Regions from separate parts of the Homo sapiens genome. Here region 1 is linked to region 2. Evidence: chromatin loops called from intact Hi-C (ENCODE). Cell type or tissue: GM12878. All regions are shown on one strand.

What was found. Hi-C counts contacts between places; a loop is a spot of excess contacts. Peaks named below come from ENCODE experiments on the same cell type or tissue, not always from the same donor. Only the 100,000 strongest peaks of a DNase experiment are listed, where the experiment ranks them.
Region 1: a loop joins it to region 2, with 4 times the contacts of the local background. A loop is called at or near these places in 17 of 110 quality-filtered maps.

The regions. Positions count from the first base shown.
Region 1 is chr10:103,181,655-103,189,654 of GRCh38, reverse strand. The region is part of intron 1 of NT5C2 (5'-nucleotidase, cytosolic II); the gene reads left to right. Among named protein-coding and RNA genes, the nearest start is that of NT5C2, 7.6 kb to the left of the region's middle. RefSeq lists enhancers at 2,246-2,745, 2,746-3,247. In GM12878, no CTCF peak of the experiment used is centred here; no DNase peak of the experiment used is centred here; H3K4me3 peaks cover 1,413 bases; H3K27ac peaks cover 1,748 bases.
Region 2 is chr10:103,107,156-103,115,155 of GRCh38, reverse strand. All of the region lies in intron 4 of NT5C2 (5'-nucleotidase, cytosolic II), which reads left to right. Among named protein-coding and RNA genes, the nearest start is that of NT5C2, 82 kb to the left of the region's middle. In GM12878, no CTCF peak of the experiment used is centred here; DNase peaks (open chromatin) are centred at 2,440, 2,914 and 3,955; H3K4me3 peaks cover 1,912 bases; H3K27ac peaks cover 2,980 bases.

The DNA of each region.
Region 1 (8,000 bases), 74 kb before region 2:
AAAAAATTATGACAGTCTTAATCTTTGTTTTTTTTTTCGTTTTTTTTTTTGAGATGGAGTCTCGCTCTGTCGCCAGGCTGTAGTGCAGTGGTGCGATCTCGGCTCACTGCAGCCTCCGCTTCCTGGGTTCAAGCGATTCTCCTGCCTCAGCCTACCGAGTAGCTAGGACTAAAGGCGTGTGCCACCACGCCCAGCTAATTTTTGTATTTTTAGTAGAGATGGGGTTTCACCATGTTGGCCAGGATGGTCTCAATCTCTTTACCTCATGATCCGTCCGCCTTGGCCTCCCAAAGTGCTGCGATTACAGGCGTGAGCTACCACGCCCGGCCCTTAATTTTAATTGTTAAAATTTGATAAAGAAGGTGGGTAGTAGACATATCAAATGATCATTATATTATTTTCTGTGTGTTTGAAATATTTCACAGTATTTTAAGATGAACCTAAAATAAAACATTAAAGAAACTCCATTAAACTAATGAGCCTATAAAAATATATATCCCACTGGGCATCTGTAATGAAAACATGCTAATACTCAGCAAGCTTACTGATTTTTTTTTTTAAGCCGTTAAATTTCAGGCATCAGATTTCAGTCTTCTCTTTCCAAGCACATAGTACAAGCAGGCTCTTTCATCCCACACTCTTTTTTTTTTTCCGAGACGGAGTCTCACTTTGTTGCCCAGGCTGGCTCGATCTCAGCTCACTGCAACCTCTACCTCCTGGGTTCAAGCAATTCTCCTGCCTCTGCCTCCCGAGTACTACAGGCATGCTGAGAATACAGGCATGTGACACTGTGCCCGGCTAATTTTTGTGTTTTCGGTAGAGATGGGGTTTCACCATGTTGGCCAGGCTGGTTTCAAACTCCTGACCTCAGGTGACCTGCCCACCTCAGCCTCCCGAAGTGCTGGGATTATAGGCATAAGCCACTGCGCCCAGCCCAAATTCGTATGTTATACAGAATTTTCTGATTTATAAATGTGGGCAACTGATCGTAAAAAATTGTAAAAAACACTGTGACCTCTACAGAATCTGGACCCATAAATCTGTTTCTACATCTGGAAGGGAACTTGAGAGTCTTCCACGTTCAATGCCTTCATTTGACAGATGGGGAAAGTGAATCCCAAAATGTTTTGCATTTTTTGTCTTTTATGCAAGAAAGTCTTCCCTACCTTTGATCCGTAAGGCTGTTCATCTCTATATTCTTCTGTAAATTGTATGGTTTTGCTTTTTCACATTTAGGTTTATTGACAGTGCGTATTTTTTTCTGCTTAGTTTATCTTTATTTTTTATTTATTTATTCATTTTTGATTTTTGCACTGTCGCCTGGGCTGGAGTGCAATGGCGTGATCTCTGCTTACTGCAACTTCCACCTCCTGGGTTCAAGTGATTCGTCTGGCTCAGCCTCCCGAGTAGCTGGGATTACAGGCGCCCGCCACCATGCCTGGCTAATTTTTTTGTATTTTTAGTGGAGATGGGGGTTTCGCTATGTTGGCCAGGCTGGTCTCGAACTCCTGACCTCGTGATCCACCTGCCTCGGCCTCCCAAAGCATTGGGATTACAGGCGTGAGCCACCGCGTCCGCCCTATTTTATCTTTAATATGATCAGCTAGTATTTGTGTTACATATTCTTTTTCTACCATTATGTTTGTCATAAAATTATGCTCTATAAATTCATAAGGACAGGACATGCTTTTGTTATGCTCTGATTTTGGGTCAGAATATTGTAGAAAATGAAATTTTTGAATTCATTTTAGTGTAAATATTTTACAGATTTCTGCTCTTCTACATTATTTTGTCTCATTTGCCTTTAAAGATGAGTAGTACATGTATTTGACTATCCTTGAAAAATATTTTGCACACTTTTTATAGCAGTCATATTAGAATCTAGTTAGGCATTTGTGTATCTCTATCTAGTTTGTTTGAGAGCTGCTAAGTAAACCAGCTAGAATAATAGTGTGTAGATTGAAATAGCTCAAACATTCTGTATCAAAATTATAAGAATTTTAAGTTATTTTAATAAGCATTTAACAGTATCATGCTGTGTAAATAAGACCAAGCTGTGGCTTGGAGAGTAAACATTAAAAGTTTTTTTTTTTTTTTTTTTTTAAGATGGATTCTCACTCTGCCCCCCAGGCTGAAGTGCATTGGTGCAGTCTCAGCTCACTGCAACCTCTGCCTCCCGGGTTCAAGCAATTCTCTGCCTTAATCTCCCGAGTAGCTGGGATTACAGGCGCCCACCACTACACCTGGCTAATTTTTTATTTTATTTTATTTTTAGTAGAGATGGAGTTTCTTCATTTTGGCCAAGCTGGTCTTGAACTCCTGACCTTGTAATCTACCCGCCTCAGCCTCCCAAAGTGCTGGGATTACAGATGTGAGCCACTGCAACTGGCCTTTTTTATTTTTTTAAGGTGGAGTCTCTCTGTGTTGCCCAAGCTGGAGTGTAGAGGTGCGCTCTCAGCGTACTGCAACTTCCGCCTGCTGGGTTTAAGCGATTCTCCTGCCTCAGCCTCCCTAGTAGCTGGGATTACAGGTATGCGCCACCATGCCTAGCTAATTTTTGTATTTTTAGTAGAGACAGGTTTTGCCCTGTTGGCCAGGCTGGTCTTGAACTCCTGACCTCAGGTGATCCGCCCACCTCAGCCTCCCAGAGTGCTGGGATTATAGGCGTGAACCACCGCCCCTGGCCTAACATTAGAATCTTTCACAAATCTGGTCAGTAAATGCCTTTTTTTTTTTTTTTTTGAGACGGAGTCTTGCTCTGTCACCCAGGCTGGAGTGCAGTGGCTCCATGTCAGCTCACTGCAGCCTCCATCTCCCGGGTTCAAGCTGTTCCTCTGCCTCAGCCTCCCTAGTGCTGGGATTACAGGCATGTGCCACCACGCCTGGCTATTTTTTTGTATTTTTAGTAGAGACGGGGTTTCACTGTGTTAGCCAGGATGGTCTCGATCTCTGTACCTTGTGATCCGCCCGCCTCGGCCTCCCAAAGTGCTGGGATTACAGGCATGAGCCACCGCACCCAGCCAGTAAATGCCATTTTTTTAAGCCTTGAATTACTCGTTTACTTTTGAAGTAGGTTTGGTGAAATAAATCTTGAATTAATTCTCTCTAGGTCTGAGAGCTTCCAGGAAGAAAGGAAACAAACCTATAGCTATAGTTGTCCTTATATTTAGGATACTTTAATTGACGTGATAAATGTGTGAAATTGTTACAGCCTCTGATACGTAATGGACGCTATGAGGTTTTGACTCCAAAAGTAGAAGCCTATTACTCATTCCTGCAAACATCAAGTACTGTATTGTGCTAAGGCTTCAAGTATTCAAACATCTTGCACTCAAGCATTATAAACAGTTTATATTGACCAATTTCCATGTCTCAGCCACTGTTCTTAGCACCTTACATCCTTGTTCCAACTCTACCTGTTTTGCAATGGAAGAAACTGTAGTGCTTATAATTTGCTTAGTCGTAGAGCTAGTTGGTGTTAGAGCCAGGTTTTGAACGCAGGCAGTGTGGCTCCAGAATCCGTACTCTTAACCACAGTATAATTCTGTGACTTCAAATTATCTAACTTCTCTTTCCTGTTTACTTCTTCGTAAAATGAGGATAATAGTACCTAACATATAGGGTTGTTCTGAAAAGTCAGTGAGTTAAAATATGTACTATGCTGCTTAGAATCATACATGAAAAATAGTAAGTACTCAATAAATGTCAGCTGTTATTATGTTAGCATTATTAAGGCATCGAACTCATGCATATCTCTGAATTTTAACCAAATAGGTGGACTAAACCTTAAGTATGAATTTATATATTAAAAGGTAGAAATACTGTGGTCTGTGGTTATTTATGCCTTTCCGATTTTATCTTTTTAAATTATTTTGTAACAGGAAAAATAAGAGCTAAACCAAAGTTGAATGGTGAGCAGGAGTTCATTGGTAAGAGAATGAGTTCTTTCCTGAAATAAAGCAGTTTTTTACCTGCTTTTTTTTTTTTTTCCTTTTTTTTTTTTTTGGAGACAGGGTCTTTGTCTGTTGTCCAGGCTGGAGTGTGCAGTGGTGCGATCTTGGCTCACGCAATCTCTGCCTTCCCGGCTCAAGCAATCTTCCTACCTCAGCCTCCCGAGTAGCTGGGTCTACAGGCACCCGTCACCATGCCTGTCTAATTTTTGCATGTTTTTATAGAGATGGGGGTTTTGCCATGTTGCTTAGGCTGGTCTCGAACTCCTAGGCTCAAGGGATCCGCCTGGCTTGGCCTCCCAGAGTGGTGGGATTATAGGTGTGAGCCACTGCACCTTGCCCTATGTATTTTTTTTTTTTAAAGGAGTATTCAGGAGTCATTACTAAAGGTGCAAAGTATTATATATCGTCTGAATGTAAAAATTGTACAGCTGGTTTATACCTTTATGCTTTTGAAGACCTCAGTTAATTATGGCAACGTTTTGAAGAAATAGCTCAGTCTTTTAAAATGTTTTCCTTACATGCTCTCTTGTTCCTTTGTGTCAATAACCATGTTATTGTTGAAGGTCCGGTATTATTCAAAACATTCAGTTAGAAGCAGCCTTAATGTGTTGATGTAGAACAAATATATAGCATTCTATGTGATATGGCAGGATAGTAGCAATAGAATGTTGATGAGAACATAGCAAAATTAGTCTTTTTTGTATATTTTCAAAAGTTTAGGAACAGATGAAATAAATTTGTAGTTTCTAGTTACAATTTCAGACTACAGATAGGAGCATGTAGCTGCTTGAAGAAGAAAAACAAATTGTCAAGGCAACAGGTACTGCATTTCTCACTCGACAAGTTCTCTCTTCTCAACTTTGTTATTTTTCCTTCGGAGAACAAGGAAGCTTTTGTTCCGAGGCCTGATGTTGAAATGTTAGCAAAATATTATGTTAATCAAGCCAAGAATCTTATGTATTTGTGAACCAAGAATAAGATTTCACAAAGATTCATTTAGAGTATTAAAAGGGACTTCTGCAGTTATTCTTGCATTTTCAGGCTTACACAAAAATAGGCTTCTGAAAAGCAAAGGGCTCCATGTGTAGACGTTTAATGGTTCATTTATTTCTGTCTGTTAAGTCTACTGTGCGAGATGCTGGGGATACAGCAGCAAATAAAACACTCCTCTCCCTTATGGAGCTTATATTTTGGAGAGATTGACAGAATGCAAACTGTCAAATGTAAGGGTTATGTGCAAAAAACAAGTAAAGCAGGGTAAGAGGACAGTGAGTGATGTGTGTGGGTAAGTGTGATGTTATTAGTTGGAGTTTGTTAACTGTTGGCATCACTTTGGTGTGTGAACTATTGAGTGTTGGCCTTTGACAGGAATGTGTAGTGCAGTTTGGGACAAGTGACATAAAGAACTCTGAATGAAAATAATGAAATGAAAAATAAACAAAAAAACTTGTTTATAGGCTGGGCACGGTGGCACATTCCTGTAATTCCAGCACTTTGGGAGGCAGGTGGATCACTTGAGGTCAGGAATTCGAGACCAGCCTAACCAACACGGTGAAACCCCGTCTGTACTAAAAATACAAAATTAGCCGGGCGTGGTGGCTCATGCCTGTAATCCCAGCTACTTGGGAGGCTGACGCAGGAGAATCGCTTGAATCTGGGAGGCGGAGGTTGCATTGAGCCGAGATCGCGTCATTGCACTCCAGCCTGGGCAACAAGAGTGAAACTCTGTCTCAAAAAAACTAAAAAAAAAAAAAACCAAAAACTTATCATGAACTATTTAAAAGATGAGAGGTAATGAAACATTTAAGATAATTTAAATGCAACAGTTTCAAGGAGCCTTCTGGAAAAATAGGCATTTCTTCATCTTAAACTATTTTATTTTTTAATTTTTATAGATTTAGGGGGTACAGTTTTGGATATATAGCATAGCAGTGGTCTGGCTTTTTAGTGTAACCATCACCTGAATAGTGTACATTGTACTCATCAGGTAATTTCTCATCCCTCACCCTCCTCCCACCCCCACTTAAAGTATATATATATGTGTGTGTGTATGTGTGTATGTATATGTATATATATATATATGGCGTGAACCCAGGAGGCAGAGCTTGCAGTGAGCTGAGATGGTGCCACTGTACTCCAGCCTGGAAGACAGAGCGAAAGAGACTTCGTCTTTAAAAAAAAAAAAAAAAAAAAGCATTTGTTTAATTATTTTTGCAGTAGAAGAAAAGAAAGGAAGAATGATGCAGAGGCAATATTGAGAGGGATTTGGGGCAGGAATTTTTCAAAATTCATTAGAGTTATTAAAGAACAGTTTAAAACTAGTAATTCCAAGAAGGAGGGATAGATTGTTAAAAAAAAAAAAAAAAAGCTAATAATTTCAGGAAAGAGGGGAGGGAAGGAGTGTGTGATATATATATATATATATATATATATATATATCACACACACACATATATATATATCTCCTTTCATGTGTTTTGTGATGATAAGGAGTAAAGGTTACAAAATACTTAAAAAAGCTATAGCTTATTTCACAGTGCTATTCTTTGAGTTATAGGTGACACTGTTAACTACAAATATGAGGATTTAGTTTTTCAGCAGTACTGGTAGATGAATTAAAGTAAACTTGCATCTGACTTTCCATGTTTTTAAGGGGATGTATTTGTAAGTAAGTTGGTCTGTGGCTATGTTACAGAGAGGCCCTTAAGCACAATATAATGATAAAACCAAATGTCTAACTACTATAGGTTATTGATTTTACTTGCTTATCTGCCAAGGACTAGGGTTATCAAAGACTGAATAAAATGTGGCTATTTAGTACAATATGAGGCATACAAATGGAGGATATAGCTTTAACTTTTGTTTTTCCATAAACTAGTTTAACATGAGTAATATGCAGTGAAAGTTGTTGTATTTAGAGACCAAAATAAGTTTCAGGCTGGTGAGAAAATTTGAAGAAATTATTCAAAATTATCCTTTCCATGTAAGTTTTAGGGCAGTGTTCTTAGAATGAGAATGAATGGTTGATTATAAAACTTAAAAATGCCAAGTTTAGTTTTTTTTTTTTGAGATGGAGTCTTGCTCTGTCACCCAGGCTAGAGTACAGTGGCGGGATCTCGGCTCACTGCAAGCTCTGCCTCCTGGGTTCAAGTGATTCTCCTGCCTCACCCTCCCAAGTTGCTGGGATTATGGGTGCCTGCCACCACGCCTGGCTACTTTTTATATTTTTAGTAGACAGGGTTTCACCATGTTGGCCAGGCTGGTCTTGAACTCCTGACCTCAGATGATCCACCCGCCTCGGCTTCCCAAAGTGCTGGGATTACAGGTGTGAGCCACCCAGGTTTTGTATTTTAAATACAAAATTAAAATTTGAGTGAAGTAGAAACTACTGATTATTCATACTGCTATTATTACCCTATTATCTATGTTGACATACTTATTCCATTGAAAAATGAATATTTGATTCAAATTGCCATGTGTTAAACACTGCCTGATAGACCTGCTCTACATATTGTTAAAGTGCTCCTCACTTTATTCCAAATGAATTACTGACCTGACTTGAAACAGACATGTAAAATGACTTTTTAAAGAGCGTTTGCCAATGTATAACTCTAGCAGCGTGGCATTTTGTCTTAATGCAGAATTGTCATGAAAAGAAGTGCTGACTGCTATTTTTTCTTTTTTTTTTTTTTGAGATAGAGTCTCGCTCTGTTGCCCAGGCTGGAGTGCAGTGGCGCAGTCTCAGCTCACTTCAACCTCCGCCTCCCGGGTGGGAGAAGCAATTCTCCTGCCTCAGCTTCTCGAGTAGCTGGGACTACAGGGATACGCCACCACGCCTGGCTGATTTTTTTCCGTTTTTAGTAGAGACAGGGTTTCATCATGTTGGCCAGGCTGGTCTCGAACTCCTGACCTCAAATGATCCACCCACCTTGGCCTCCCAAAGTGCCAGGATTACAGGCGTGAGCCACCACGCCAGGCCTTTACTGCTATTTTTATACTTTTATCAGTTTGGGCGTGAAGAATATTACTGTACTACATCATAATTCT
Region 2 (8,000 bases):
GTGCTGGGGTTATAGGCGTGAGCCACCGCGCCCAGCCAAAGGCTATTTTCAACATGACTAAACTTGTTTTCAGCATACTTCTAACATAATAGCTACCTTTGATTCATTATCTCCTTTCTGCTTACACATTCTCTGGATGTTTGTTTTATCATGCAGATAATGGCCAATGAGGAAAGGACAAATGATAATGGAATTAAGTTGTATAGCAAAGATTTAGGTTAAACCTTATGAATAAGACACTAATACTGTAGTTGGTTACCTAAGCAGATCATGAGGATGTTGTGATTCTGTCACTGGGAACATTTGTTCGGTTTTGATAATCTAGTGAAGAAATCAGATTCAGACGATTATAGGGGTCCACATCAAGTTACCACATAGAGGTTCTTTTATTTTCTGTTTTTAATCCACTTCCTCCGTTTTTTCTTGGGATGAATAGACTGACAGTATTACCCAGAATACTTTATGTTATTAAAGAATGAATGTATTTCCATCTAGATTTCCAATTCATTAAGTACCTAAATTCTATTTATTTCCTTAAGACTCTTTGAAGAAGGTAGTCAAACACTTCAATTAAATGGGATAGATAATGTATGTGGAAGTATATGACCTAAAGTATAGGCTAGAGGTGCACACTGTTGGCCCATGGACCCAACTTAGACCACAGACCATAGTTTGGCTGAAAGAGTTTTTGTTTATTTAATTGGGTCAGTATTTTTATTTTTATTTTTTATTTATTTATTTATTTTTGAGACAGAGTCTCGCTCTGTCACCCAGGCTGGAGTGCAGTGGCGTGATCTCAGCTCACTGCAACCTCCGCCTCCCTGGTACCAGTGATACAGGCACGTGCCACCACGACAGGTGTGCGCCACCACACTCGGCTAATTTTTTTTGTTGTTGTATTTTTTAGTAGAGACAGGGTTTCACCATATTGGCCAGGCTGGTCTCGAACTCCTTACCTCGTGATCCGCCCACCTTGGCCTCCCAAAGTGCTGGGATTACAGGCGTGAGCCACCAAGCCGGCCTAATTGGGTCAGTGTTATACAGTTGAGAGACTACAGGTAAAAGTCTAGGTTGGCTGTTATCACGCAATTGGGAACATTTGGCTCCCATTCCCTCAGGGAAGTCAGCTACACTTGAGTAGCCACTTCCTCCTCTAGACAAGATGTGCACCCTCATGTATCCCACTTCACACATTAATTCACTTGCCTAGTCTTGACATAGATGTTTGTAATGTATTAGTTGAATCTGAATTTCAGAGAGTTGTCAGGTAAACTTTATAGTACCTTGAGAAATTGGTTATAAAAATGAGTTATCTGTATAAGCCTGAATAAGTCAGACATAAATCATGCATAGGTTTTAAGAAGACTTCCTGGGCTGGATTGATTGGTCCTCTTTTTGTCTCTCTATACTTTCTTAGTCATTTGATTAGTCTTAGTTATTGATCTCCTAAAACTTATTATAAATATCTAAATGTATATCCCCTCTAATATGCCATGAGCTATAAGCTCTTTCACGGCCCAGGATCATACATTATTTTGTTTCTTCTTCTCAGCTTCTAGTACCTGGTACACTGTAGGTATCCAAATGTTTGTTAAATTCTTCTAACTTTAGTATAGGCATTTGAGTGCTGTGATCTGTTTTTATTTTTGAAAAAAAAAATATTAGCTATTTCTGTTTTTGTATTACAAGCAGCTCCTTTGGTTAAAGACGATTTTTAAAAGTTATTTCAATAATTTTCAATTTTTCTGTCTTAAATTGAAAACAGTACTGAAAATACAAGATATTTGTAAGTGTTCAGATTCTCAGATGGAATATTTTTGAAGTAGGTATTTTTTTCATTTTATTTAAAAATATTCTTCTAATATTCTTAGTATTTTTTAAACAAATAACTCTTAATTACCATTTAATTTTGCATTTGCTTGCAATAAACTGAAATTGGCAGTTGCTCAAACTCCACTTTACTTATTTACACATCTAGTTATTTGGGAATGTGTTTTACTTTGTATTACTAAAAGTATTGCTATGATATCTAGCTGTTTTAAGTAAATTAAAATTGAGGCCATTTTAGGAAATTTGCTTTGAAAATTTAGAAAGATATGAAAATATCTTTTTTAGGTCATTTGTGATCTCTTAGGTTAGAGATAGGATTTTTGCCTGTGTCTATTTAATGTGTTAGGAGGATTTTCATATAGTTTTGGAAAATGGAAAAAAGTCCTTGGGCATTTGTTTATATGATAATTGGAAAGATCTCACTTAAAATTTTCTCAGAGAAAAATGTGCGTTATCACCTTTTCTAGTTAGAGGCTTAGAGAACCAACATCATGTAGCCTACAGCTAAATAGATGAGCATGTTGATGTTGATCATTCTTATAACATAAAAGCAAATGACTATTCTTGGGTGGTTGGGTTGCATTTTTGGTTTTCATTGTGACTGTTGGTAGTGTTGTAATGCTTTTAGGACTTTTAGACATTGCATCTGGTCATTTCTGCTCTTCGGTTGAGTACCCCAAAAATCCAAGAATTGGAGGAGCCCAGTGACATGTTTTCAAAAACCTAAATGTCTCTAGGGAAAATGACTCCCTATAAAGTTAAACATAATGCATATCTTTAAAGTGTCAGTATATTTAATGGATTATGTATCTTCAACTCAGTTATTTTACTAGACTAGGTAGTTTCTTTTAACTTTATAGAGTATAAATTGGCTTACTAAGGGCAGATTTCCACTGACAATCAAAATTTAAAAATTTCCTTCCATTCCAAATTTAGATATCTGGTTAGATTTTTAGCAGTGTGCAGTTGATTCTAGTCATCTTGATAATGATGACTAGAATCTTGATAATGACTAACCTAGTAGTTAGGTATAGGTAGACTCAGCTAAAATGGGTACTTGGAAGCAAGATGAGGCCACTCTGGTATTTGTATCCTTTATTCAGTCTGTTTCACTACCCATAGTTTAATTTTAAACACCATTTGCCAGCTGTATTCAGTTTCTATCGTGTTAGCCTGAAATGTGCTAGAGAAAATAAACTAAGACCAATAGACTTATTTTTCTGTTTGTCTTTCGACTTAACATTTTAGGATCAGACTTGGCTTGTATTCCAGACTCAGGGTGCCAGAAAAGTAAATAATACACAATAATACTTAGGCTTATCTTCAATACCCTTGTTTTGTTATGGCCAATTAGGCTAATTTTAGTGATGGTCAGAGGCTTCTAAATTGGAGGGCAGTAGTAACTCCTGTAAATACCAATTTCCAAATGGTATCTCTCTGTTCCAGCCCATCACAACAGTTTTAAAACCAGCTTTTGTTTTTGTTTTTGTTTTGTTTTGTTGCTTTTTGTTTTTTAACAGGAGAGCCAGTGTAACTCCTTCAAGACTGGAGTGACACACACTGCATCTGCATCTGCCTCATGTGAGTTCTCATTTTGGCAGCAGCACTCTGCTAGGCTGGAACCTCTGTAGAGGTTTGCCCTTTATTTTTCTAAATCTATAAATTACTACATAGTGTGTCTTGGTGGCAATGGTAAAAAGTGCATGAGAATTCCAAACTTCTCTGCAGAAAGTTTTCTGCTCATTCCAAAGGGACTTTGTCCTTTAATATGTATTCTATCTTGTATGAACAGCATCTACTCAAAACAGAGCCCACAACTTTCATCCTGAAAACATAGTTATTTTTTGAAGAACTGTTTTTTCCTTGCAGATTATGGAGTAAAGAATATCTTTAAATGCTCTCAGTAACTTCAACTTTCAAAGCGTTGGTTGTTTTCTTTATAGTCTAATTATGTAACCTGAGAACACTGTGTGCTGTCCTAGTGGCTGAAGCAGTCCTCCTTTTGGGACTCTAGCCCTTAAAATAGCTTCTTCCTTTGTCTTCCGATATTGAGTAACTAGGGGTAGGCCAGAGTACCTTCTGGGAGAAGAAATAAGCAGATATTGTGTGAAGTTATGTTTACTCTGAAGCTATTGCCTGGGTTTTGGAACCACAGAAAGTCAATTGTGAGAGTTGAGCTTGAAGCTGTGCATCATTTACTTGCCACAGTTGTGGGAGAGAAATTGAAATTAGAGCCTTTGCAGCTGTGGAGAGGCATAAAGCTCTAAGTCTGAGGAGATATATGTGGTTTCCTATAAATATCTGAGGCTGGCTTTGTAGGGCCTGGTTGATTAAAAAAGGAATTTTATTTTTTATATTTTACTTTTATTTTTAAAGGAATGGCAGTACTTAGCTTCAGGAATTTTTGCCACCAGGTCACAATAAATATGTTTATCACTGAGGGACACTTAGAATAAAACATCTAAATTCATGCTCTGTGTGGCTGCAATTCTGCGTCTCCAACCTTGGTTGTACTATATAGCAGATAATTTAATGACCAAGGAGTTTGTGTTGCTGAAATGATTATCTGGGAAAATCATTTGTGATTATCTGGGAAAACTGACATTTTCTCATAAGCTTGTAGGTCTTACTGATTAATAGAGCTTGATGAAATAGTGTTGTCAGGGTAGAACTTGGACTCTCTTTATTAAATCCATTCCCACTTGTGAGTAGAGCAGTTTATTTTGGACTAGTTGAAAAAAATTGGAGGGAGAAGTGTATGTTTCAACACCCAAGCTTAAGTTTTGATGGCTTATGTAATCTAGAAATTCACTTTTTGCAGTGGTAGTATATATACCCTATCACAAAGAGCTTTTGTTTGTTTGCTTTTTGAGATGAAGTCTCACTCTGTTGCCCAGACTGGAGTGCAGTGGTGCAGTCTTGGATCACTGCAACCTCCGCCTCCTGGGTTCAAGCATTTCTCCTGCCTCAGCCTCCTAAGTAGCTGGGACTGCAGGTGCGAGCCACCACGCCCAGCTAATTTTTGTGTTTTTAGTAGAGACGGGGTTTCGCCATATTGGCCAGGGTGGTCTCAAACTCCTGACCTCAAGTGATCCACACGCCCCGGCCTCCCAAAGTGCTGGGATTACAGGTGTAAGTGCTGGGATTACAGGTGTGAGTTACCACTCCTGGCCTTACAAAGAGCTTTTGGAGACTCAAAGAGACCTAAATTTTGGCTTCAGCTGATGTTTGTACTTGCTATATAACTTCACGTCAGCAAATGGGGAAGATATATCATATTTTTAGGAAGTACTCTGAGTTCATTGAGAAAAAGGAAATTTAAAGTATTTCCATAGGTGGAATTTCTAGAAAGTCACTTCGGTTGAACACTTGGGAAATTCTGCCCTGCCAATAAATATAATGTGGCAAGTATAGTGTTTTTATTTTCTGCTATTCTAGGATTTGTGCTGTCAAAATGGGGATTTGAGACTTTTTCTCTCCTGTATTGTTTTTCACTGAAAATTATGAGTACATTAATTTGTGCTTCAAATCCAAATTGTCTCATAGACATAGGTTTTACTCGATAGTCACTCCATTGCTCTATAGTTACCTAATTTCTCTAGCTGGAGAAATTGCTGATTTAGGGGTGAGTGTGGGTGGGAGTAATTAAGGTTTGTTTTTTGTCTCCCACTCTTAAGGCATATCCAGCAAATTGTCCTTCTGAAAAAATTAACAATTGAAAACATTTTATATGGACCAAATCCTGTAAGAATAAATGTCAGTAGATTACCCAAATTACTTAGCTATACTGGAACTTTATTTCATTAAATACAGTTTGAAATAAATGGGGCCTTGGTTAGGATTGAGAAATAATTTTTGTTTTATGGAGATTGTACTAAAATGAGATTTACTTGCAACTGGGGTGGGAGCATGGGGCATTGAGGAGGGTAAGGTGAGAGTGGTTATACTTATAACAAATTTACAACAGTAGGTGCCATGCCTTATGGTTTTATGATACACCAGCTCTTACTCTATTAGTGTATATAGCACTTTATTTTTTTATCCACAGTGTACATCATATAGATTTAGGAATTCCACACTTAAGTCTTCAACAAGTTTTTTTTAGGGGGATGGGAGAGGATGAGGCAGGATTTAAGGGGAAGAAGGTAATATAGCCAGTTTTGAAAATGTTAGCCATGGCTGGGCATGGTGGCTCAGCCTGTAATAGCAGCACTTTGGGAGCCCGAGGCAGGCGGATCACTTGAGGTCAGGAGTTCGAGACCAGCCTGGCCAACATGGTGAAACCCCCGTCTCAACTAAAAATACCAGGTGTGGTGGCGGGCACCTGTAATCCCAGCTACTTGGGAGGCTGAGTCATGAGAATCGCTTGAATCTGGGAGGCAGAGGTTGCAGTGAGTCAAGATCACGGCCACTGCACTCCAGCCTGGGCAATGGAGCGAGACTCTGACTCAGAAAAAAAGAAAAAGAAAAAGAAAAAAAAAAGTTAGCCAGGGTTAGCATTGGCATTAAATTATTATTACCCTTGTGACAACAAAAGAAATAAAGATGGTTTTTTTCTTTTGGCATTGTTCTGATGAGACTCAAAAGACCTTAAAAGGCTTCTGGTTTTAAAATCTGACAAATATTTATTAAAGGATTTTGAAAGCCCAGCTTGCTTTTTAAAAACTTCAGTTTAATTTTAAAAATAGATATACATTAATGTAAGTTTTAAAGGTACAAGAAGTACATGACAGTTTCCTTCCCTGTCTCTTAAAGGCCACTCAGTTCCTTTCCTACGTGGCAACTAGTATTACTGTTATATATTTCCAGAAATATTCTAAAGGATTGTTTTTGGAAAGGGAAAGTTGAATCACACTCATTAAAGTATTAGCACCAACTTGGATAGGTAGACTAATTGCAATGAAAAATCAGTTTGCGCCAAAAGCTAAAGATGTTAATAGTAGATGGAAGAACTATAATAATAATAGTTGCATTATTATGAGATTACAAGAATAGGATGGATATTTTTGCCTCATTTGGCATTTAGCAAGCTAGCAGGTCTTTTTAGCTGTTATTTTTAATATGGCTTACTCACTCCTGGAGACTGATGGAAAGATGCTTACCTAAATATTTCATTTGGAAGAAACCTATTTAAAGGAGCAACATTTTCTTTTCTTTTCTTTTTTTTCTTTTTGAGACAGTCTCACTCTGTCGCCAAGGCTGGAGTGTAGTGGCACGGTCTCGGCTCACTGCAGCCTCCACCTCCTGGGTTCAAGCGATTCTCCTGCCTCACCCTCCCGAGTAGCTGGGATTACAGGTGCCCGCCACAACGTCCAACTAATTTTTGTGTTTTTAGTAGAGACGGGGTTTCACTGTGTTGGCCAGGCTGGTCTGGAACTCCTGACCTCAAGTGATCCGCCCGCCTTGGGCTCCCAAAGTGCTGGGATTACAGGCGTGAGCCACCGCACCTGGCCGCAACATTTTCTTTCTGCTTGAATTTCAGTAGTAAACTCTGAAAAGTTTTTTCATTATGGAAAATTTCAGACTTACACAATAGAGAGAGAACCCCTCATTGCCTGAAATCCCTGTTATTTGACCTGTAACAAACTCAATGCTCCTTTGGCAGATAAGGAGAGATTTAGTTTTATATACACATTTGCATATTTTTTTTTTTTAGACAGAGTCTCGCTCTGTCACCCAGGCTGGAGTGCAGTGGCATGATCTCAGTTCACTGCAACCTCTGCCTCTCAGGTTCAAGCGATTCTCCCACCTCAGCCTCCTAGCTGGGACAACAGGCATGCGCCACCACACCCGGCTAATTTTTTGTATTTTTAATAGAGACGGGGGTTTCACCATGTTGGTCAGGCTGGTCTCGAACTCTTCACCTCAAGTGATCTGCCCGCCTCGGCTTCTCAAAGTGCTGGAACTACAGGCATGAGCCACCACGCCTGACCAATTCTTCAATATCTAACTCCATTTCATATTTAGATTTCCCTAATTGTCACAAACATGTCTTTTTATGGTTGGTTTACAATAATAACCTGCAAAATACAATTTTGATGGCATACATTGTTAGAGCTGATAAGAAAACAGTTAATCTAACAAGTGGAACAAATATGTTGATTGGAGAAGGCATATAAAGCAATTACCCAAGCCAAACAGGAATTCCAAAAATAAATTATTTTAAAAGT